3 separate regions of the Homo sapiens genome follow, and all the other regions are linked to region 1. A link is an interaction called in ENCODE POLR2A ChIA-PET data of the cell type or tissue named here. Cell type or tissue: GM12878. All regions are shown on one strand. Each heading gives the region's core, and the rest is flanking DNA. Links, peaks and the distances in the headings are about the cores only.

Region 1 (7,749 bases), core at 2,762-5,261:
ACAATGTAACACAAGCAATGGAGATGAGTGAAATAGTGTCACATGCAACAACATGAATAAATCTCATAAACATAACAAAGTAACACACAAAAGAATAGATAGTAAAGGTTGAGTATCCCTAATCTGAAAATTGAAATCCAAAATGCTCCAAAATCTGAAACTTTGAGGACCACCATGACACACAAAGGAAATGCTCATTGGAATATCTGGATTTCAGATTAAGGATGCTCAACTGGTATAATGCAAATAAAGCCCCCCAAAAATACGAAATCTGAAACACTTCTGGTCCTAAGCATTAAGGGAAACTCAACCTGTATGTGATTCAATTTTATTATATAAAACTCAAAAAGTCAGAAATAATCTAGGATACAAGAAGTTAGAATTTTGTTTTTCAGGAAGAGGTGGTGTGTGTATTAGGCAGAAAGTAGGCACAAAAAGACATCTAAGATGCTGATAATATTCTGGGGTTCTTTAAGTATGGATTACACAGGTACACCCACTTGTTAAAATTCATTGTGCTGAACACTGAAGATACTATGCTTTATATGTGTTATACTTCAAGAAAAAGTATACCCAAGGGAAAAAAAGTAATTCTAAATACAGAAAAACTCTATACTAAAACTTTCATTTCAACACTAAAGGGAGCATGCTTTAAAATTAGTATGTGCATATATATTATATGTAATTATACATATACATAAATAAAACATTAGACAGTCAAAATTATATCTACACTAAACACTTTATAACAATGTGTTGTCCAGCTGTTACCCTCTCCCTCATCTGTTATATTGTCTTGGACTTAATCTCCCTTAACCCCCCAATACTGCCAAATGTTTGTAGAGGCCACAACAGTGGTAACTTGAAAATTCACTTATGTCCCATTCAGCAGCCTAAGACTAAGTGGTTGGTACTAACAGCTGAGTCAATGGGTGACTCACAGCCAGGACCTAACCCTGCCTCATCTTTTCTGCCTTTCCGTGACTAATGCCTCATGCCCACTAAGGTCAGAGACAGGACAGAAATTCATGCATCTGCCTCTTTGGCATATGTAGTTTTATACCTCTCAGGATTTTGTCACCATTTTTCATTTTCTCTGTTCGTTAACTATGTAAATTTTAATCATATAATCATCTTTTAAACTTTTTCAATAACAAAAAATCTGAATATTTTCTTTTCATATAAAAAGCTCTTCTAATAGTATGCATTATTCTAAAACTCATTTTAACATCCTTACAACAAAATAATTAAATTGTAGATATTACCTTATAAATAATTGCATAAGATTTCATCCAAAACTTTATTCTATCATGTTTCAACTATATTTCTGTCATTAGTAAGCAGGATAAACTTACCAGCTAGGGAAGCTTTCTTGTAATCCATCTAACTCTTTTTATTTTAATATTTTTTTGAGACAGGGTCTTGTTAGGTTGTTAAGGGCGGTCTCAAATTCCTGGCCTCAAGCAGTTCTCCCACCTCAGCCTCCCAAGTAGCTAGGATTACACGCAGAGGCCACCCTGCCCAGCTTATGAGACATATCTCGCTTGGTCATCCAAGCGAGTGAGAGTGCAGTGGCAAGATCAGAACTCACTGCAAGCTCAACCACTTGGGCTCACGTGAACTTCCTACCCCAGCCTCCCAAGTAGCTGGGACCACAAGTGTGCTACCACCATGCCCTGCTAAACTTTTTATTTTTATTTTTTGTAGAGACAGGGTCTCCCTATGTTGCTCGGTTTGGTCTCTAACTCCCGGGCTCATGCAATCCTCTCTCCTTTGGCCCCTCAAAGTGCTGGGATTACAGGCATGAGCCAACTGCACCCAGCCCTCCGCTTAACTCTTAATAAGCAACACTAAATATCTATTATTCTTGTTTTATTGGTCATCCCTTCACCACATATTATAGTGTCCAAAGGAAAAAAATTATAAGAAAATAGTATAACTCCTTAGCACTGTTGCCTCTACATAATGTTAACACACCATTCCCTTGCATACTGATTTATTCTTTCAACATCTATATAGGTTTCTGACTCCTGGAACAATTCACATCAACATCACACCTACCACCAGAAAGCAGGTGTCAAACGTTCCCCTTCTTTGTAAGAACCATATACAGTACTCACTTCTGCAGCACATATACTAAAAATTGGGATGATAATAGAGAAAAGATCAATATGACCCCTGCTCAAGGATGACATGCAAATTTGTGAAGCATTCCATATTTTTTAGGCACTCTTACCACACACACACACACACACACACACAAACGGTTAACTATGGGAGATGCGGGATATGTTAATTTACTTGACTGTAGTAATTACTTCACTACATATATGCATATCAAAACATTATGTTGTGTACCTTACATATAGACAATAAAAAAGAAAAGAGAACCATATACAAACCTTATATGTAAGTACTTTATTATAGCCTTTTTGGTAACTATAAAACATCTGCATCACTGTGAATTAGAAATGGAGAAATGTTACTATATTTTACAAAAGGAAACAATCATGAGGAACTTAAATTAACTTTTCCAATATAGTGATTCACTAAAAGCATTAAAAACCACAAACTCAGGTTTTCCAAAGGCTAAACTTGGGTTCTTCCTCTATACTACTCCCACTGTGAACACCAGGTAGATAGAAACTTAACTACTTGCTATTACTATGTTTCTCAAAACACGCCCTGCAAAGAATGATCACTAAGCATGTAAGTTTAGAAAAAGCAGAGTTAAACAAGAAAGTTTGTTTAGTATATTAATGACTCATAGGACTCCTGTATTTATGTCTAAGGTTGCAATTTTTTGAGGGTGAAAAATCAGACCTTGGCGATGACCTTGAGCAGTAGGATATAAAGAACTCCCAGATGCTTAGCGTTCCATTAATGGAACACTAGGCATAAATAAGTTAATGTACATTCTGGATTTCCAAGAGCACAGGCCCAAAATGCAGAAGTTCTCAAATTATTTAACTGTCAAAAAGTCACAGAACGCCAATTCCTTTAACTGAACAATGCAGTGCACAATTTAGGAAGTGTTATGCCATGCTTATAAAACAGCTGACACTTGTTAACTGGCTAGTAATTCGCTCTCTTTGTTCAAAACTGCTTTCTTCTGATACAATGTCTATCTCAATTCTCTAGGTTTTGATTAAATACATCAGCAAATATTGAAAATAAAGCATCATTTACTTTCAAATACACTAGGGTAAAAACAAAAAATCCAACCTCAATGATTGATTTATAAAATAGCTAAATATTTACTATTAAGAATAAAAAAACATTATCAAATATTATCTTTTGCTATTCTGAAAAAACTACTCCCTTTAATTTGCTATCCCCTCTAACTACTCATTCTCTGAAAGGATGTAGCCTCCGAATTCCCACAAACCAATCTCTTTTTAACCCCTTTAAAACTTGTAACCTTTAAACAGGCTTTAAGCTGCTGCCTGTCAGTTTCCTGTTCCTTCCTGTTTCTTCTTCTTTTTTTTTTTTTTTTTGAGACAGAGTCTCGCTCTGTCGTCCAGGCTGGAGTGCAGTGGCATGTACGATCTAGGCTCACTGCAAGCTCCGCCTCCCTGGCTCACACCATTCTCCTGCCTCAGCCTCCCGAGTAGCTGGGACTACAGGCACCCGCCACCATGCCCGGCTAATTTTTTGTATTTTTAGTAGAGACAGGGTTTCACCATGTTAGCCAGGATGGTCTCGATCTCCTGACCTCGTGATCCACCCGCCTCGGCCTCCCAAAGTGCTGGGATTACAGGTGTGAGCCACCGTGCCCAGCCTCCTGTTCCTTCTTTACATGTAAGAAGATTAAAAGTCACCACTCCATCCTAACAAGTAAAAAGCTAAGCAAACTGAAAAACCAATAGCTGTAGTTAGATCCTTCAGAGAAGTGAGGTCACAGGGCAAACCACGGTTCCCCAAAATTGAGAGACAGGTAGGCAGATAGAGAAAAATCTCAAGTCATCAGAGCAGAAACCCACAAGCAGAAACTTCCTTGGGAACCAGTGCCAGGGTAAGAAAGCCTCAACTATAATGACAAATTGCTGGAGACTCAGTGCCAACAAATGACAATTAAAAACTCCAGGAGGATCCAGTCATGTGAGGCCCTGACACTCTTGTGAATTTTACCTCCAGGAGCTCTACTATGCCCTTACAGTAAATATCAGAGAAAAATCCCTTTGTGCTTCTGGTAGGGGGAAGGAAAAAAGAACAATTTTGAAATACGCCAGAGCAATCAGTTCTTAACAAGGCCTGCCTTGAACAGAAACTAATTTACCAGAGCCTAACCTACCTGTGGGTAAAGAAGTACTGTAAACAACTCCAGTTCACTTCAGCCTTTCACAAGAGGGAAGGGAAATACCAAATTCCAGTCCTTTCTAACCATTCTGTCCCACCTAAAGGTGACAGGGATAAGGGTGGGGGACTGAGAAACAATGGTTATGTTCACAGTCCAGGAGCACAGGTTCACCAAAAAACTGGGACCTAATACTAGAACTACACAATGCCTCCCTTATAACTACATCACTAAAGGCCTATTTGCAGCAGTTCCTTTTACCTAGTACATCATGTATACCTTTCAATAAAAAATTACAAGACATAATAAAAGGCAAAAAACAGCTTGAAGAGACAGAGCAAGTATCAAAAACAGACATGTCAGGAATTCTGGAGTTACCAGACTGGGAATTTTTTAAAACTATGATTAATATGCTAGGTGCTTTATGAAAAAGGTAGACAATATGCAAATACATAGACAATGTAAGCAGAGAAACGGAAATTCTAAGAAAGGATAAAAAGAAATGTTAGAAATCAAAAGCAACATAACAGAAATGAAGAATGTCTTTAATGGCTTCATTAGTAGACTGAACATAGCTAAGGAAAGCATCTCTGAGCTTAAGGGTCTAACAACAGAAACTACTTCCAAAACTGAAAAGCAAAGAAAAAAAAGAGAGGAAAAAGAAAGAGTAGAACATTCAAGAACTGTAGGAAACTAAAAAAGGTGTAACTTAAATACACTGGTAACACAAGGAAACAATAATGACTAAGAATTTCCAAGTTCATATCAGACACCAAACCACAGATCCATAAAACTCAGATAACATTAAGACTGAGGCCCCTAAAAACCTAAAAATAATTTTTAAAAATCTAAGCATATCATATTCAAGCTTCAGAAAATCAAAAGCAAAGAAAAAAATCTTGAAAGAAACCAGAGGCAAAAAACACCTTGCCTACAGAAGACCAGCTTCTCCTTAGAAACAATGCAAACAGGAGAGTAGAATGAAATTAAACTAAAGTGTTGAGAGAAAAAAAACATGAACCTAAAAATTTATACCATGTGAAACTATCCTTCTAGAGTGAAAGAAACATAAAGACATTCTCAGACAAACAAAAATTGAAGACTTGTGTTGCCAGTAGACCTGCCTTGCAAGACACATTAAAATAATTTCATGAAAGAGGATAATGATATAGGTCAGAAACTCAGGAAGAACATGAGAGAACAAGTGAAGGCAAAATAAAAACTTTTATTTTTCTTATTTTTAATTCAGCTAAAAGGTAACAGTTCAAAATAATAGCAATGATGTATCTGCTTGCGTATGCCTATGTATAAGTGAAATGAATGACAAGATAGAAAAGGACAGAAGCAAGGAAACAGGAATATTTTGTTATTATAAAGTACTTACACAACCCATGAAGCAATACAGTACTATTTGACAATGTGCTTGGAAAACTGTAAATGTATATTGCAAGCTCCAGGGCAAACACTTAAGTTAGGAAAAAAAAGAAAAAAAAAAAGGCTGGTTGTAGTGGCTCACACCTGTAATCCCAACACTTTGGGAGGCCAAGGCAGGCAGATCACTCGAGGTCAGGAATTCAACACCAGCCTGGCCAACATGGCAAAACTCCATCTCTACTAAAAACACAAAAATTAGCTGGGCGTGGTGGCGCACGCCTGTAATCCCAGCTACCCCAGAGGCTGAGGCAGGAGAACTGCTTGAATATGGAAGGTGGAGGTTGCTGTGAGCAGAGATGGTAACACTGCATTCCAGCCTGGATGACAGAGCAAGACTCCATCTCAAAAAAAAAAAACCAAAACTAGAGGACAGGCGTGGTGGCTCATGCCTATAATCCCAGCACTTTGGGAGGCCAAGGTGAGTGGATTGCTTTAGCCCAGGAATTTGAGACCGGCCTGGGCAACATGGCAAAACCCTATCTCTACAAAAAAAAGCACAAACAGTAACTAGCCAGGCATGGTGGTGTGCATCTATCGTTCCAGCTACTTAAGAGGCTGAGGTGGGAGGATCACTTGAGCCAGGGAGATGGAGCAGTGAGACAACATCACGCCACTGTACTCCAGCCTGGGTGATACAGTGTCTCAAAAAAATAAATAAATAAATAAAATAAAATAAATATATATATATAACTGGTGTGCTCAAAAATGAGAGAAAAATGAAATCATATAAAATAATTAAATCACAAAAGACAGAAAAAGTGCATAACAAAAAGTTACAAAGAAACAGGGCAACAAATAGAAAATCGTAAGAAATATGGTGAATATTAATTTAACTATATCAATAACCACTTTAAACATCAAGTCTAATATACCAGTTAAAAGACACTGTCAAAGTAGACCAAAAAACAAGATCCTACTATATGAACAAGAAACTCATTTTAAATATAAAAACACATACAGATTAAAAGCAAAGGGATGGAGAAAGATACACCACGCTAACGCTAATCAGAAGAAAGTGGGAGCAGCTATATTAATTTCAGACGGAGCCAACTTCAGAGCATGGAAAGTTACCAGGGATAAAGAGAGGCATTAAGTAATGATAAAGGGATCAATACCTCAAGAAGACCCAATGATCCTTAATATATATATGCCTAACAATGAAGAGTAAAAATAAAAAAAAACCAGAACTTCAAGAGGAAATACATAAATGCACTATTAGAGTTGAGATTTCAACATGGCTCTATCAGGAATGGGCAGATCCAGCCAGCAATAAATCAGTAAAGATATAGTTTAACTCAGCAGCACTTTCAATTAACTGGATATAACTGACATCTATAGACTACTTCATCCAACAACAGCAGACTGCACATTCTCTCCAAGCTCGAATGAAATATTTACCAACATAGACCACATTCTGGGTAATAACACACCTTAACAAATTTATAAGTATAGAAATCATATAATGTCTACTATCAGACCACAGAATTAAACTAGAAATAAATAACAAAACATAGGAAAATTCCAAAGTACTTCTGAATAAACACATTAATCAAAGAGAAATGTGAAGAGCAATTTTAAAATACTTTAAATTAAAATGAAAATACAATTTAACACTTCTGGGATGCAGCAAAAGCAGTGCTTGGAGGAAAACTTATAGTTTGAATGCACATGTAAGAAAGATAAAAAATCAGTAATCAGAGCTTCAGCTAGGAGCACTGGCACACACTTGTAGTCCCAGTTACCTGGGAGGTGAAGGCAGAAAAATGGATAGAATCCAGAAGTTCTGGACTGTAGTACATTATGCCCAGTAAACCTCCACGATTAGTTTGGTATCAACACCCCTGGGAACAGGACACCACCAGGTTGCCTAAGGAGGGGTGAACCACCCAGGTTGGAAACAGAGCAGGTCAAAACACAGATCAGTAGTGGGATTGCACCTGGGAATAGCCACTGCACTCCAGCTTGAGCCACATAGTGAGACCCTGTCTCTTAAATAAAATTTGTATATAATAATAATA
Region 2 (7,749 bases), core at 2,122-4,621, 180 kb after region 1:
TACTGTATGCTATAGTCATCGTCTGGTTTCCTGTCTAGTGAAGAAGCATTTCATGGTGGTTAATAGCACTGGCTTTAGTCAATTAGGCTAGGATTTGAATTCTGGCACTGCTGTTCATTGGCTGGATGACCTAGGGCAAGACACTTACTCTTTGTATCTCGATTTCCTCATCTGTGTTGATGTGTGAGACTTAAATGAGCTAATGCAGGTAAAGTCCCAAGCACAAGGCCTATCACCAGGTAGGCATTTGTTCATATGCTTAAAACCTATTTGAGTGTCAGGCACTGTTCTGAGCTCTGGGATAAAGCAAGCACAAATTAGACAAACTTCCTGCCTTCATGGTCTTTTTATTTTGGCATTCCATAACCTCAATTCCCTTTCTTATTTTCTTTCTTTCCTGGATGGCTCTGAGCAAAATAGTCATGTAGCAAAAAATGGGCACTTTATCATATTCTTACTCTTGTGTGTGACACAGCTAGTGTATTAGTCCATTTTCATGGTGCTGATAAAGACATACCAGATACTGGGCAATTTACAAAAGAAAGAGGTTTAATGGACTTACATTTCCACATGGCTGGGGAGGCCTCACAATCATGGTGGAAGGCAAGGAGCAAGTCACATCTTAGGTGGATGGCGGCAGGAAAAGAGAGAGAGGACTTGTGCTCTCTCTCCCGTTTTTAAAACTGTCAGATCTCGTGAGACTTACGAGAACAGCAAGGGAAGACCCACCCCATGATTCAGTTATCTCCTACTGGGTCCTTCCCACAACACGTGGGAATTATGGGAGCTACAAGATGAAATTTGGGTGGGGACGTAGAGCCAAACCATATAAGCTAGTGTCCGTGTTGCCCACCCTTGCCCACCAAGCTCCACCCATGCTCCACTTCCCCACCTAGGATGTCTTTCCCAGCAGTGCCTCCCAAGTGGGGCTTCTATGCACAACTTGGTGCCCTGCCCTATCCACACTCACCTGCATACTTTGTATCTTAGTCCCTGCCTTCTCAGTCATGTAAGTCAACTGATACTGAGTTTCTAGTAACTAGTATAGACCAAATATATACCCCTATTGAGAGCTTTGCTTAGTTCCCTAGAAATGAATCTCTAGAAATAGAAGATTGTAATTTGTGGAATATTTGAGAGAGGAGAGGGCTTCAGAGAAGCTGCTGTGTCTGACTGTGATCACTGTGTCGTTTGTTTATTGAACATAGGCTGTAAAACGACTTTCTTCTCTTCCCCATGCTTTTCCATGTTCCTCGCTCTCTCTCTTTTTTCTCTCCTATTTCTCACTTTCCCACGCTTGTGTCACTCACATTACATAAAATATAATATATAGTGAAGCCAACTTAAATACCACATCCTCCTTGAAACCACTCCTTCCCTTTCCACTTGAAAGAAATCTCCGTCCTCTGTACCTCTCTGGCCAGTCTTTCTAGTGTTGTCCACTTACTGGTTATCTTTCCCTCATTTCTCTGCATTCACAAACTTCATTCGAGATAAAACCCAAGTGGGAAGCTGGGAACTGAAGCCAGGTCAGGGCCTTTCAGAGGTCCAGCAAAACTTGGATCTCCCTCCGCTTTCCTCTTCTCCCTTCTCTCCTTTCTTTTCTGGAACACTATTTTTTTTTTTTTAAGCCCAAACCAGGTGTTAATATTATAACATAAGAAAGAGTACTTTTCGAGGTGGGTGGATCACGAGGTCAGGAGATAGAGAACATCCTGGCTAACATGGTGAAACCCCCTCTTTACTAAATATACAAAAAATTAGCTGGGCGCGGTGGCGGTCGCCTGTAGTCCCAGCTACTGGGGAGGCTGAGGCAGGAGAATGGCGTGAACCCGGGAGGCGGAGCTTGCCGTGAGCCGAGATTGCGTCACTGCACTCCAGCCTGGGCGACAGAGCGAGACTCCGTCTCAAAAAAAAACAAAAAACAAAAAACAAAAACGAGTACTTTTAATACAGTAGTAACCTCTTAATATAGTGGGAACCTGCAGGGGATATGTTCTAAGACTCCCAGTGGATGCCTGAAATCAAAGATAGTACAAAGCCCAATATATATACTGGTTGTTGTTGTTGTTGTTGTTGTTGTTTTAGACGGAGGAGTCTCGCTCTGTTGCCCAGGTTGGAGTGCAGTGGCGTGATCTCGGCTCACTGCAACCTCTGCCTCCCAGGTTCAAGCAATTCTCCTGCCTCAGCTTCCCGAGTAGCTGGGACTACAGGCGTGCGCTACCATGTCCAACTAATTTTTATATTTTTAGTAGAGACAGGGTTTCACCATTTTGGCCAGGATGGTCTCGATCTCTTGACCTTGTGATCTGCCCGCCTCAGCCTCCCAAAGTGCTGGGATTACAGGCATAAGCCACCGAACCCGGCCCGTAGTTTTGATATAATAACCCAGATGGCTACTAAGTAACTAACAGGCAGGTAGCATATACAGTGTGGATACACTGGTTAATGGATGATTCATGTCCTGGGTGGGACAGAACAGGCCGGCATGCGATTTCATCACACTATTCAGAATGGTGTGCAATTTTAAATGTATTAATTGTTTATTTCCGGAATTTTCTATTTAAGACTCTTGGACTGTGATACTGAAACCATGGAAAGCAAAACCATGGCTAACAGAGGTCTACTGTACATAAATTACAATGCAATATAATTGTGTTATTTATAAGATTATATGGGGTTATATTTAAAAAGTAATTTATGATATGCAATACGGTATCTGATAATGAGCTATTAAAGTTTGATTATAAATAAGATCTTAAATGTATACCAGAGACTGCATGTATAAACTAATATGGAGAGATTATTGGAAGTTTATTTTGCAGTCTATTGAGTAAGATCCAGGGTGAATGGTTCTTTGGCCCCCATTATACATTCTGTGTGGGCAGTAGTATCAGGTACAGATAAAAATCAGTAACCAAAACATTAGATGGATGAAAAATGAGGGTGATCACAGGAGGATGAGAAGCTACCAGGGTAGAATGCTGGAGAAAGACTGAGATGGTTTTCGGAGATGGTGTTCTTGTTAGCTCAAGGCCTGGGCACAGAGCTTGACTTCTTTGGGTTTCACAGAATCAGGGAGGCAGAGAACCAAGAGACCTAGAAAGATCTTCCCACAGGAAGATTGAATTTTCACCGTGGCAAAGGAAAAGTATCAAAGGAGAGTCCTGCTAAGAACAAAGCAAAGAGATTTAAGAGCTTAACATCTTTGGACGACGTGCTTTGGACCATCCTTGCCCATAATCCTTTTCTTTGAGATCCTATTCCCTATGTAGCACTGGTAATGGGCAGCCCTATGTAACTGGTGACACCCTTACAAGAAAACTGGTCTGCAAAGAGAAGGAAGAGGAAAGAAAAATTGTGCAGAGAGAAGTAGAAGCTAGAAAGCACATGAATCTTGAGAGGTAACTGAGTTGTCTCAGTTCTTCAATGGTTTCAGTTCCCATGACTCATGTTGGTACCATGCTATGGTTTCTGTGGATCTCTAGCATTGTATGAAGCTTCCTCAGCTTATATCCTATAAGTGGGGTCACTGTTTTTTTTTTTTTTTTTTGTCTTGAAAAGAGTCCTGACTAGGACAATAAGTGATATGTTGTTGAAAGTTGATGGCCTCTAGTTGTCTTGGGAACTTAAGCTTAGATACAGGGAGAACTATATTGGTTTTCTCACCCCAGTTAATATAGCCAGAGCTAGTTTTCCATCGCCAGTAGGGAGGAGTGTTTGGACACTTTCAGACAGTTGGGTTGGAGCTAAGATAAGGCAGAAGGAGATAATTTTTTTATGAGTCCTGGATAAATATTGGTGGATGTTTTGTTTAGGGTAAAAGCTAAGTTGCTGAAACAATGGGAACCTTTTAGTACAATGACTTAAATAAGATTAATATTTATGTATCTCTTTTGCTACAGACACAGTAATAGACGAGTTCTTCTCCTTAATGTCAGTTGCATCAGTTGTCCTTGTCTACATGGTCACTAGTACCATGATCATGTTCCAACCCATAGGAATGGGGTAAGGGGAATAGAGAGTGTCACCAAAGATTGAAGTCCAAAGATTTGTCACACACTACTTACAGTCATATATCAAGGGCTGAAACTCGCCATACCTAGCTGCATGGAATGTACTTTCTTAGATTTGTGGCCACACATGCTGCTAAACAACTTTTGGTGTTCGATTATTAAAATAAAGAGTTTCAGGGGACCATTAAGAGAATATCTGTAGCAAGCAGGAGCAGAACTAGAGCAGAGCTCCACAAAGCTTAACACAGTTTGTTTTCTCCTATTCCTCTAGCATTGACTGACTTTTGGGTTTTATCCATTTATTTGTTTACAATTTTAATTTACTTACTTGTTTTATTTGTAATGTGTGTTATTTGTGGTTGAACACTTTGTATTTATAATTCACTAAAAGGTAATCAAAATTTAAAATTAAATGTTTTACTTTTGTATGACCATTAATAGTTTTATTGGGTTTTAGAGCAGTGCCATAAAATTTCTAAAAAAAAAAAAAATAACAGGCGAGTTACTGCTGATCTCGCTCTCTGAATGCACTAGCAAAGAAAGTGTGTTTCACTCTGATAAGCCTCTGTGGACCAAAAATTTCTATTTCAAAGGAGAACGAAATGCCAACTAGTGGCTGCAGGTGGGGGATAAGTGTGGAATATGTGAAACAAATGTTTACAGTTTTTTTAATTATTCAAAAACAGTTGTGTGATAACTCTGCAGGGGGTCATGCTAGGACAGGCATCTATGAAGCACAATAAAGGCAACTAGACAAATCAAAGCATAGGAAGGACTGAGCTGAAAATAATGGAGATATTCATTCCTTTATAAATAATGTGTCCAATAATACCTTAATACTGCATAAAAGCTAGGCATGGTGGTGTGTGCCTGTAGTCCCAGCTACTGTGGAGGCTGAGGTAGGAGGATCACCTGAGCCAGGAAGTCAAGGCTGCAGTGAGCCATGATCACACCACTGCACTGCAGCCTGGAGGACAGAGTGAGACCCTGTCTCAAAAAACAAACAAACCAACTAACTAACTACTTAAAAAATAACCTGACTTTAAAACAGCAAAAATCCCTTGCTTTTCTACATTCGTTTTTTCTAGATTAGGTTTGTGAATAAGGAGCAGAAGAATAAAAATATCTCTGCCTCCAGGGGGTTACTGCCCCATTGTGGATATAAGAAGGCCATGGGATGTTCAGTGGCCTCTACTAGGATATGGCTTACATTAAATAGGACTCAGATAAGAAAGGTTCCTTGGGAGAGGTCAAAAGCGAAGATTCTGGGGGGAGATGGGAAAGAGTGAGGCTGCCGAAGTAAAGGAATGGGAGAATTACTTTAGATACACAGTGTCATTTATCCTTTACACAAATCTGAAAGTTGACTTCTTGGAATTTCTCTGGATCCCCATTCTGTTGCTGCTCAAATATTCAGTACTTTCCTGCCTTCTTGGCCTTGTCTAAGTTGTTGGTTCTGAACTGTTGCTTTGACCTTAGCATTTAGCATCAGTATTTTAAAAGTATTTCTTTTGTAGAAGGCTTCATTAGTTCCAGGCTTAACTTTGGCATTACCTGCAACTGAGCTATCACTGGGCCTGGCCCACTCACACGCCTGACCTTTATTTTCTGCCCAGCTTCACCTTAGATTTTCTAAGGCTGTCTTTCAATCTCTTTTTATTAACTGTTGTGTTCCACGTTTATTTAGCAGCACAAATGGTTATACACTCATTTCCATTGTGCAGAACAGACCTGAAAATGACACAGGAAGTCAAAATAGAAAGATCATTAGGAACTTAAGGTAAGGAATCAGGGTGGAGTGTAGTTCTGAGCAGAGCCTTAAAGGATGAGGTATGTTCAAGACTGAATGACACCTTTGTGATGCTATGGAGTGAAAGCAGTGGAACATGCTGGTGACCGACGGAAACAGTGCTGGGTGAGGAGGAAGGGTTTGGCAGAATGTGCCGAGTTGCCCTAGGTCTGAACCCTGGTTCTTGTCTCCGGATACCTGTGTGAATTTCCTCATTCCAATTTTGGATACCTCCCAGGATGACAGCTTTTCAGCTTCCTTGTTGACAGATTTTCAGGGTCTGTCTTTAGAATGATTAGCAGCTTTTAATATGTAGCCCCAAGTCTATTCTTCCATAGCCTGCACCCATCTTTTGCTCATAAAATATTTGGTATTGACTCTGTATTCCTTTGAGTTTCATTTTTGTTCAGTCTTAAGTAGGAATTACTTGGGTTCAAAGGGTGGGGAAGAAGACCTTCTTTCAGTAGAGAAGTCAAAGACAATCCAATACAGTATTCCCTCCTTATCCAAGAAGGGATATGTTCCAAGACCCCCAGTAAATGTCTAAAACTGAGGATAGTATCAAACCCTCTATATACTATGATTTTTTCCTATACACACATACCCCATGATAAAGTTTAATTTATAATTAGTCAGAGTAAGAGATTAACAATAACTAGTAATATAATAGAACAATTATAACAATATGCCAGCATCACTACTCTTGTGGGTTGGGGCCACTATTAAGTAAAATAAGGGTTACTTGAACACAGGCACTGCAATAGTGTGATAGTTGATTTGATAACAAAGATGGCTACTAAGTGACTAAGGGGCAAGTAGTATATACAGCATGGATACACTGGAGAAAGGATGATTCACATCCCGGGTGAGACAGAGTGGGATGGCACAGGATTTAATCATGCTACTCAGAATGGCACACAATTTAAAACTTGGGAATCATTTATTTCTGGAATTTTCCGTTTAATATTTTCGGACTGTGGTTGACCACAGGTAACTGAAACCATGGAAACTGAAACCACAGATAAGGGGGGACTACTGTACTAAACTTGAAGGGGTCTGAATTCTTGTTGGATAAAGTAAAACAAACACTGAGAAAATAAACTTTAACTGTATAAGACAGCAAAAGAAAAGCAAAGTATGAACCATGAATTGCTTTAAAACACAAACAGCTTTACCATGTAATACCAACCCTCCTTTTCACATTGTGATTTAGTTATTAACTAAATCCTGTTCTTTAGAAAGGTACCACACATTATTTTAGAGCACAACATCCACGTTTTAACCACAGAAGAGCACTAACATGGAACTCTCTGGAAGATGAATATTCCCAAATGTTCAACACATGGCCTGTGAAACCCAGTCCCATATTTATTTTTCATGTTACATTTGCTGATGGAAGTTATATCTGGAGTTAAAAGTATTTGGCAGATTCATAAGGATCCTTTTTAAACTAAAATTTGACAATGTCATTTTAGCATATAATGTCATTCTCACTGTGTGGAGATGTGGGAATGGAAAATATATCTGGGGAAAACACTGACACCTGGAAGGCTTCTGTCAACTTTCAACAAAAGCCTGCAAAAAACTGCAGATCAGATGATATGCAAATGTGTTTCAATTTCATGTACACCAAGTACATCGTATCCTGTTATTTTGACACACATTGGAAAATCATTTGATTACTTATCTTAGAATATTTCTTTCTACATGAATCTTCTCATTAAAATTTTTCTGATAACCTTTTACAATTATTATTTATTAAAATAGCAGTTTAGCTCCGAGATTTCCTGCTCTCAACGTTAGTGCACTTTATGCCTCACTGGTGTTACTTGTCATTTTCAGCTTTATTTACCTTTTTGCTTACTCTCTCCTATTTGATTATGTACTCCTAAAAGACAAGTTTCATGTTCATTTCACTAATTTCCTGTATAAGGTCTTACTTAA
Region 3 (7,749 bases), core at 2,122-4,621, 110 kb before region 1:
CCCAGGTTTCTGACTGGGTGAGAGTTTTTTTGTTGTTGTGTTTTGTTTTATGGAAGAGACTGATGCACATTTAAATACTGAGGCAAAGAGCTAGTAGTGAGAGCAAGATGAAATACAAAATAGTCTCTTTGGAGTAAGATGGAAGGGGGTTGGCATGGGATTTGGAAGCAAGGTATAAGAACTGGCCTTAGAGGGAATAATAGCTCTTTCTCTTAACAGTGGAAAAGGGGAAATCATGGGTTAGGATACTGTTATGCCTCAGGATTTGGTGTTGACAGGAAATAGCGCCTTTCTTTGGTAAGAGATAGTTTTCTGAGAGTGATGGAGTTTCTGAGAATTATCAAAGACATTAAGACAGATGGAAAATATTTATGCAGTCACTGAAAAATAGGAGAGTCAATTGTCTGTGGAAATACTATGGTTGCTTGGCAGTGTTTAAGAGCCTTGCTGAGGTCAATGAACATGAGTTTATAGTAACATTACCAGACTTCTGCTTGTATGGTTTTCTCTGGCAGCCCTCAGAAATCTTGGTATAGTTGCAAAGCGAAAGTTTGTTGGATTCAACCACTGTTCAGTTTCTGGTTTTGCCAGAAATTTGTTGGCAGCATATTGGGGCAGGGAATTCAGGAGAGAAATGAGGACCAGAGGACACTGGTGAGTGGGAGCAAGTAGAGGGATAAGTGAGCAAAGGTTCAGAGGAGGGAGAACAGCTGTGAAGTAAATGAGTAAATATATTAGAAAGGGAGGCATTGTGGTCAGAGTAGTGGGTCTGAATTTGTCATATCACAGGTGAGGCATTTTTGCATAATTGACTCTGAATATTTTGTTTCAGAGTGTAGAAAAGCTTTCTTAGTGCTTTAGGTGTTGCATATGGATATCTGAGGACTTAGGATTTATAGTTTATTTTATAGGGTATGAAGAACTGTCAGGAAATAGGAGGTCTTCCACATCTCTTGGGCATACTCTAAAACTTTTTCTGTGGGAATTCGAAGTCTAGTGTGTTCTAATCAAATCGAGATTCATTTTTATTTACTTCTTCCTGAAAGCAAATTTTAAATAGAAGGAATTTCATATAAAAATAAGGTGTATTCCTACATGTGGCCTTACATTTGAATCACCTGGGTTGCCTGAGAGAAGCATTTACCTGGGAATATGTATTTCTTGGCCCTACTTTAGACTCAATGGAATCTCTAAGAGCTTCCCTTCCCTCCCCTTCCTACTCAGGTGGAAAAGGACCAAGAGAAGGGATTAATGTAAATTGAGGACAGTGTCAATTACTGTGCTAGGAACTTTAGATATGTTATAGCATATATTTCTTAATAGGAGTTGTGTAATTTTTAAACTGTTGTTATACTCCATTTAAACCCTCAGAAATGGTAACATTTGCAAACTTTCTTTGTAGACCCGCTATCCCATATTGGAGAATCCAGAGATTTTGAGGAAAACAGCTGATGACTTTCTTAATAGAATTGCATTGACGGATGCTTACCTTTTATACACACCTTCCCAAATTGCCCTGACTGCCATTTTATCTAGTGCCTCCAGGGCTGGAATTACTATGGAAAGGTATTAATTAGTTTTTTAACTTAGGTCAAATTCAGTCACTGGGTTTATTTATTCATAGAATCATTTCTGACTGTAATCTTTAATATTCTTTGTGGCTGGGATGGTTGGTGAGAAGAAGAAATGAAATTGCCTTTTGAGGAAATCTTTAAACATCATGAAAAATACTGTTAAACTAAGAGGATACATTTAGGATTAAAGTAGAAGTAAACCAGGTGATCCTTGAAAGACTGATATAGCTATCAGTATATGACAAATTTAGAAGTTCCTGTGAACTGGTGAGCAACTTGAGTGCAGCAAATGTCTGCCTTGTTTTATCTTTATTCCCCTTCTGTAGAGCATGTATGACACGCGGAAGTTAAATATTGTTAACTAACTGAAGCACAAGCTAGCAGCCAATTAGACATTTTTAGTTTCTATATTAAGTTTCTCAATTTATGACCTTTGAGGTTCTGCTTGATTTCATTCCTAGAAATAGCTGAGGAAGAAAGATGATAAAACTTCCTAAAGTTAATTAAAACTATTTTACATGATTATAATCCCTTATCCATAATTTCAGAATCCATTGATAAGGTGGCAGCAAATAGAGCAGATTGTATTTAGTTTTTATTTCACTTAATAGGAATATTTGTGTTCCCTTGCAGAAATCTTAATATTCCTGATTACAGACATCACTTGGGTATTTCACATTTCATAATATATACACCAGATAACTTTTCTAAGACATGAATACTTATTAATAAGAATTTCGCAACACATCTGCATCTAGGATAAGGGATTGTAGGTTTATATTTTATTTATGATATGCCTGTTCTCTGCAAACGCAGCTCACCAACTGTATATAAATGTATACGTTTAATCCCAAAGTGATTTATATCTCCACTTATTTACTAAGCAAACATTTATTAGATACCTTCTATGTACTACTATGCACTGTACTACACTTTAGGAGTATGAATAAGATAAATCTCTGTGTTAGGAAAGATAGTCATGTAAATTACTGATGTATATGGAGTTAAGATGTGGACTTCCATTAATTTTGTGGGGGTTGGGTGGTTATTTTTTTTGAGACAGCATCTCACTCTCACCCAGGCTGGAATGCAGTGGCACAGTCAAAGCTCATTGCAGCCTCAACCTCCCAGCCTCAAGCGATCCTCCTACTTCAGCTTGCTGAGTAGCTGGAACCACAGGCACACACCGCCACACCTTGGCTAATCTTTTTGTTTTTTTTGTAGAGTTGGGGTTTCCCTATGCTGCCTAGGCTCATCTCAGTCACTCCTAGACTCGAGTAGTCTCCTGCCTAGGCCTCCCAAAGTGCTGGGGTGACAGGTGCACACCACCATACCTGGCCTGCAGACTTCATTCTGTAAGGGAACAAAAGTCCTCTTTTCCACAATTCAAATAACCAAAAGTTTGATTAATCTTGAAGCATTGTATATAGTGCATCTATAAATTCTTCAGTGAAGGTCCAAATGAATTTATTTCATCTTAGAAGTTTAGTTCATTATAATTCCAGGAAGGCAAAATTGAAATTGCCATACCTTTGGCTCCTTGCAAATTTAATAGGCTTTCGTAACATTCCCAGAGACTAGACATTGGGCCTTTTTTTTTTTTTTTTCCTTTAGGGAAATGCTTTCCAAACGTTTTTAACTTACAGCTGATTTACAGGCAAATTTTTGGGATATGTGGAAATGAGCTTTACATTTATTGCTGATTTCAAAAGGGAAAGCCCCTGTGCTGTTGTCATAGTCTGGATAATGCCTCAGATTATTAATCATAGGATTATTACCGTTATTTCTGGATTTTCTTCTCTTTCTTGCAGATTTAGAGCTTTATTTTTCATCTGCTACTTTAGGTATTCTTATTGCCTGTGGATTTTATTAAAACACCACAATATTATAAGTTCAAATTCAAAATTGAGGTTAAGAGTTGCTAACTTCACAGAGATAATGAGTCTAGTCAGCCAACTCTTAGCACCAAACCTATGACCCTTATGCTTAAGAAATCAAAAGGAAATGAAGAGTAAAAATAAAGGAAGATGACAAAAATGGGAGGAATTTTAGGTAGGAGAGGGAAAGGAAAAAACTAGTTATTTTGAATTACTGGTAGCCAGAAATGGATTAGTTGTCAGGAGATTTCCTGATTTTCAGATCCAAAATTTATTCCCACAGTAGATGATGATGATGTAATATCAAACAGTTACCAAACTTTATAATAAAATTTAAATAAATCTGGATAAAGACAGCAACAAGAGTTCTTAAAGCATTGCTTTCTATTTTTCTAACTATTACCCCCAAGAGAAAAATAAGTTTTTTGCATTTGTGTTTGAAAAACTATTTAACATTTTGAGAATCTGTTCATTTCGCCTTTTATCAATCATAGGTCAAGTTCAGGTATGTAAAACTTCAGAGTAACTGAAATTTTAATATAGAAATTATATTTTCATACTGTCAGTGGCTCTGAGAAAAACAGGTAATTTGGGTTTTATATCACATTGATAAGTAAGTTTAACACCTTTGATTTGGACTTGATGCAAATAAGATGCAATAGATTTATAAAGCATTAGGTGGTAGTCTTGTTGGTTTGAATGTCTGTTACTCCACAGAAGTGCAACTATAGATAAAATGGCTTTCATATTAAGGGAATAGAGAATCCTTACTAGTGCCAGATTCCAGTTTTGCTGCTTCCTAGCTTTATTACTTTGGGCAAGTTACAAGATCATGACTTGTTCATCCCTGTAACTCAGATTCCTCATCTGTAAAATAAGGTTAGCCTTATTGGGCTTCTATATTAAAAGATATAAATGTTATAAGTACTGGCTATTACTGTTGCTTTCATACTATTTTCCCTCTGAAAGGTTGTACCTGAATGTCACTAAACTTAAAGGAACAATAAACATCTTTTAATGTAAGTGGTAATAAATCCTTAAAATATAGGAGTTACAGATTATACATTCATAAATTTAAAAATTTTTTAATTGCCTTTGATGAGGATGGAGGAAAATAATTTATGATGTCATGTTTTCTCAATGTGCTGTATGTTTTCAATAGATTTTTTTTTCTTTTCTTTACTAGTTATTTATCAGAGAGTCTGATGCTGAAAGAGAACAGAACTTGCCTGTCACAGTTACTAGATATAATGAAAAGTAAGTAAAAGAGAACACTTTACAAAATGTTTCTTCCAATACAAAGCTCCTTTCTAAATAAATCTCTTGGTGTTTAACTAGAAATATAACAGATTTTTGTTTAGATTTCTTTTCATTGAATTACTGTATTATGGAAGCATGAAAGACACATTGGTCTAGAACAAATAGAAGGTATATAGAAGGAAGTAGTGTTCATTTATATAGAACTTATGCAAAGAGTGAAAATAGAGTCAGATTTAGAAAGGATTTAGAGATTGACAACAGGATCCTTTTAAAGAATAAAGAAACATACTAGGCACTGAAAAAGATGTAATGGGAAATAACTTAAGGATAATGTTTAAATTTGGAACTTCTATTTTGTAGATAAATTATTTTTTTAAGAGAAAGGTAGAAGGAGATTTGACACACTCAGAGAAGGCACTGTTAAGACAGCAGAGAAAGAATTAAAGATGCTTGCCTTGAAAATTGGAGTGATGTGGCTGCAAGCCAAAGGAAGCTGGCAGCCATCGGAAGCTGGAACAGGCAAGGAATGGATTCATCCCTGGAGCCTCCAGAGAGAGTATGGCCCTTCTAGCACCTTAATTTTGGCACAGTGAAACATTTCAGACTTTTGGGCTCCAGAACTATGAGAGAATACACTTCCGTTGTTTTAAGCCACCACTTTTGTGATAATTTTAATAGCAATGTCAGGAAACTAATACAGCCCTGCGTAATCAAGACTTATCCAGCCCAAAAAGTCATTAGTGCTGGTGTTGAGAAACCCTGTCATTAGTGCCGGTGTTGAGAGTTGAGTAGAATCTCTACTTTACTTATTGGCTGGATTAGCCAGCATTCTCCATTCTTGACCGTGGCACACTTGGTCATGGCTGCTAAGCTACTCTTTGGGGTTAAAAGTCGATCATGTTTGTTTCCAAACCTTCTTGTGTAAATTGTTCTTGTTAATTAAATGTGTATTGTAATTAAATATTAAACCAGTAGAATATAAGATTGAAATCTTGATTTTCGATGACAGTAAATGGGCATACATTTTATATATTTTGTGTTTTAAAATTTAAGATGCTTCAGGGCATCTATGTATCATTTCCTGATTCTCTGCTCGAAGTGATCCTGAGGGCTTCCTTTGAGAATGATGGCTGTGATTTATGAATTATAAACTGTAGGTCTTTAGTTATACCACTAGGGGGTACACTTTAAAAGCTAATTGTGATTTGACTGTAGCTGTTAGGATCATAGAATTTAGTAGGTAAAGGTCTTATTCCACTGTACTCATTTCATAGCTTAGTTTTATTACTGATTTCTTCTCAATACCTTTATTTTGCTCCACTTGTTTTAAAATGAAATAAAAACAGCTCTTCATAAAACACTCAGAAGTTTAATGCTACTAAGATATTTGTAATTTTTGGAACATAGATACTGTCCTAAGGGTGTTGAGTTACAAGTATTAATTCAGTTAAAAATACTGCTTTGTTTGCATTATGAAATAGGTCAGTAGTGTAGTCATTTGGATCACATGGCTGGCTAATAGTAATAATAAGCCCATTGGATCTCTCATCATTCCCCTAATCTTGAAATTTGTATTCTTTGGTTTATTATAGTTGAATAACAAGATCAGCTAGAGGATGTTTTTGCAATTATAAAGTTACTGATACAGTAGTTTGCTTTTAACCTAAAGTGGACATTTTTGTATAGGGTTTGCGTTTTGTTAAAGCAAAGGATTATTAACAAATTTTTACTGAGCATCCTCCCTTTATTGCATGTTGTGTAATAACAGTTTCCTTTGAAAACAGGAAGTATATGCTTGGCCCACTGTCTATGGAATAGAATACTACGAAGATGGTTGGTGATAGAGAACAAAACATGTTCACTAAATCATTTAGGGATTTTTTTTTTAAGTCTTAAAACTGAACAAGAAGTGACCCCAGTAGGATTTGCCAAAAATTAATGCTAGATTATAGTGTGCTTTATGCTGTATATGATATGGGCTAAACAGCAGAGAGCCATAATTACTTGAACTAAACATACAGTGCTTATTGGATTTTAATGTAGAATGAAATGCAGAATGATGCAAATCCTGAGAATAACCATGTCATTTGAAGAGTGTTGTTTCCTATGACAAAATGGAAAAGTAACCAGCTCCCTTACTATGAGAAGGAGGTTTGCTTATTCAGTTTAAATTCTTTTTTTGTATCCACATAGGCATGAGAAACTTAGTAAAGAAGTATGAACCACCCAGATCTGAAGAAGTTGCTGTTCTGAAACAGAAGTTGGAGCGATGTCATTCTGCTGAGCTTGCACTTAACGTAATCACGTAAGTTAATGTGACAGTGTTAATCAATAGACATAACTGTTATCCAGTCCAGCTGGTTCGTAAATCATTTTATTGGTGTTTGCTCATTAGAGGAAAGCTGACTGATCCATAAAATCAGATTTTCTTTATTGAATGGACATTTCTAATGAGATTAAGGTAATAGTTCGGCATTCACTGTGCAGTTCTGATCCTGCTGTGACTCATATGTTCTTTGGCTTGCAGGCCCTGTCCTGTTCTGTTACTTCTCATGGGATTTCAGGGGTCAGGGTCTTCCTAAGGAATCCTTTTACCTTTTCCTGTCCTTTTAATCTTTTGTCTCTTTGAAGTTGTGATATCTGGTCTGAGGAACAAATATGCTCTTCCAGACTTCTGTTAGCTAGAGTAGAGAAAGTTGGCATACTTCTTTTTTTTTTTTTTCTTTGAGATGGAGTCTCGCTCTATTGCCCAGACTGGAGTGCAGTGGCGCGATCTCAGCTCACTGCAAGCTCTGCCTTCCAGGTTCAGGTCATTCTCCTGCCTCAGCCTCCTGAGTAGCTGGGACTACAGGCGCCCTCCACCACGCCCAGCTAATTTTTTGTATTTTTAGTAGAGACGGGGTTTCATCGTGTTAGCCAGGATGGTCTCAATCTCCTGACCTCATGATCCGCCCACCTTGGCCTCCCGGCATACTTCTTTCAGTGACAAACTTTATAGTGACCACAAAGCCAATAGGAAAAGAGGCCATGTAATTTCT

Evidence for each region. ChIA-PET counts read pairs that join two places held together with the same protein. Peaks named below come from ENCODE experiments on the same cell type or tissue, not always from the same donor. Only the 100,000 strongest peaks of a DNase experiment are listed, where the experiment ranks them.
Region 2: POLR2A ChIA-PET joins it to region 1 with 6 read pairs; 4 of 35 experiments call an interaction of 5 or more read pairs at or near these places.
Region 3: POLR2A ChIA-PET joins it to region 1 with 5 read pairs; 4 of 35 experiments call an interaction of 5 or more read pairs at or near these places.

Annotation. Positions count from the first base shown.
Region 1 is chr5:87,294,161-87,301,909 of GRCh38, reverse strand. All of the region lies in intron 1 of RASA1 (RAS p21 protein activator 1), which reads right to left. It overlaps LOC124901022 (a long non-coding RNA gene), which reads right to left and starts at 5,772. Exons shown (of 2, transcript XR_007058861.1): 1 at 2,403-5,772. It also overlaps the pseudogene RN7SL629P and the pseudogene RNU6-606P. RefSeq lists enhancers at 1,132-1,632, 1,633-2,133. In GM12878, for the core only: no CTCF peak of the experiment used is centred there; DNase peaks (open chromatin) are centred at 3,989 and 4,390; H3K4me3 peaks cover 415 bases; H3K27ac peaks cover 1,456 bases.
Region 2 is chr5:87,113,008-87,120,756 of GRCh38, reverse strand. The region is part of intron 1 of MIR4280HG (MIR4280 host gene); the gene reads left to right. It overlaps MIR4280 (microRNA 4280), which reads left to right and starts at 5,803; the gene lies at 5,803-5,878. LOC101929380 (a long non-coding RNA gene) reads right to left here and starts at 609. Exons shown (of 4, transcript NR_105018.1): 1 at 563-609. RefSeq lists an enhancer at 3,117-3,216. In GM12878, for the core only: no CTCF peak of the experiment used is centred there; a DNase peak (open chromatin) is centred at 3,436; H3K27ac peaks cover 1,498 bases.
Region 3 is chr5:87,398,661-87,406,409 of GRCh38, reverse strand. It overlaps CCNH (cyclin H), which reads left to right. Exons shown (of 9, transcript NM_001239.4): 5 at 1,403-1,566; 6 at 4,638-4,708; 7 at 6,905-7,016. Among named protein-coding and RNA genes, the nearest start is that of CCNH, 10 kb to the left of the region's middle. In GM12878, for the core only: no CTCF peak of the experiment used is centred there; no DNase peak of the experiment used is centred there.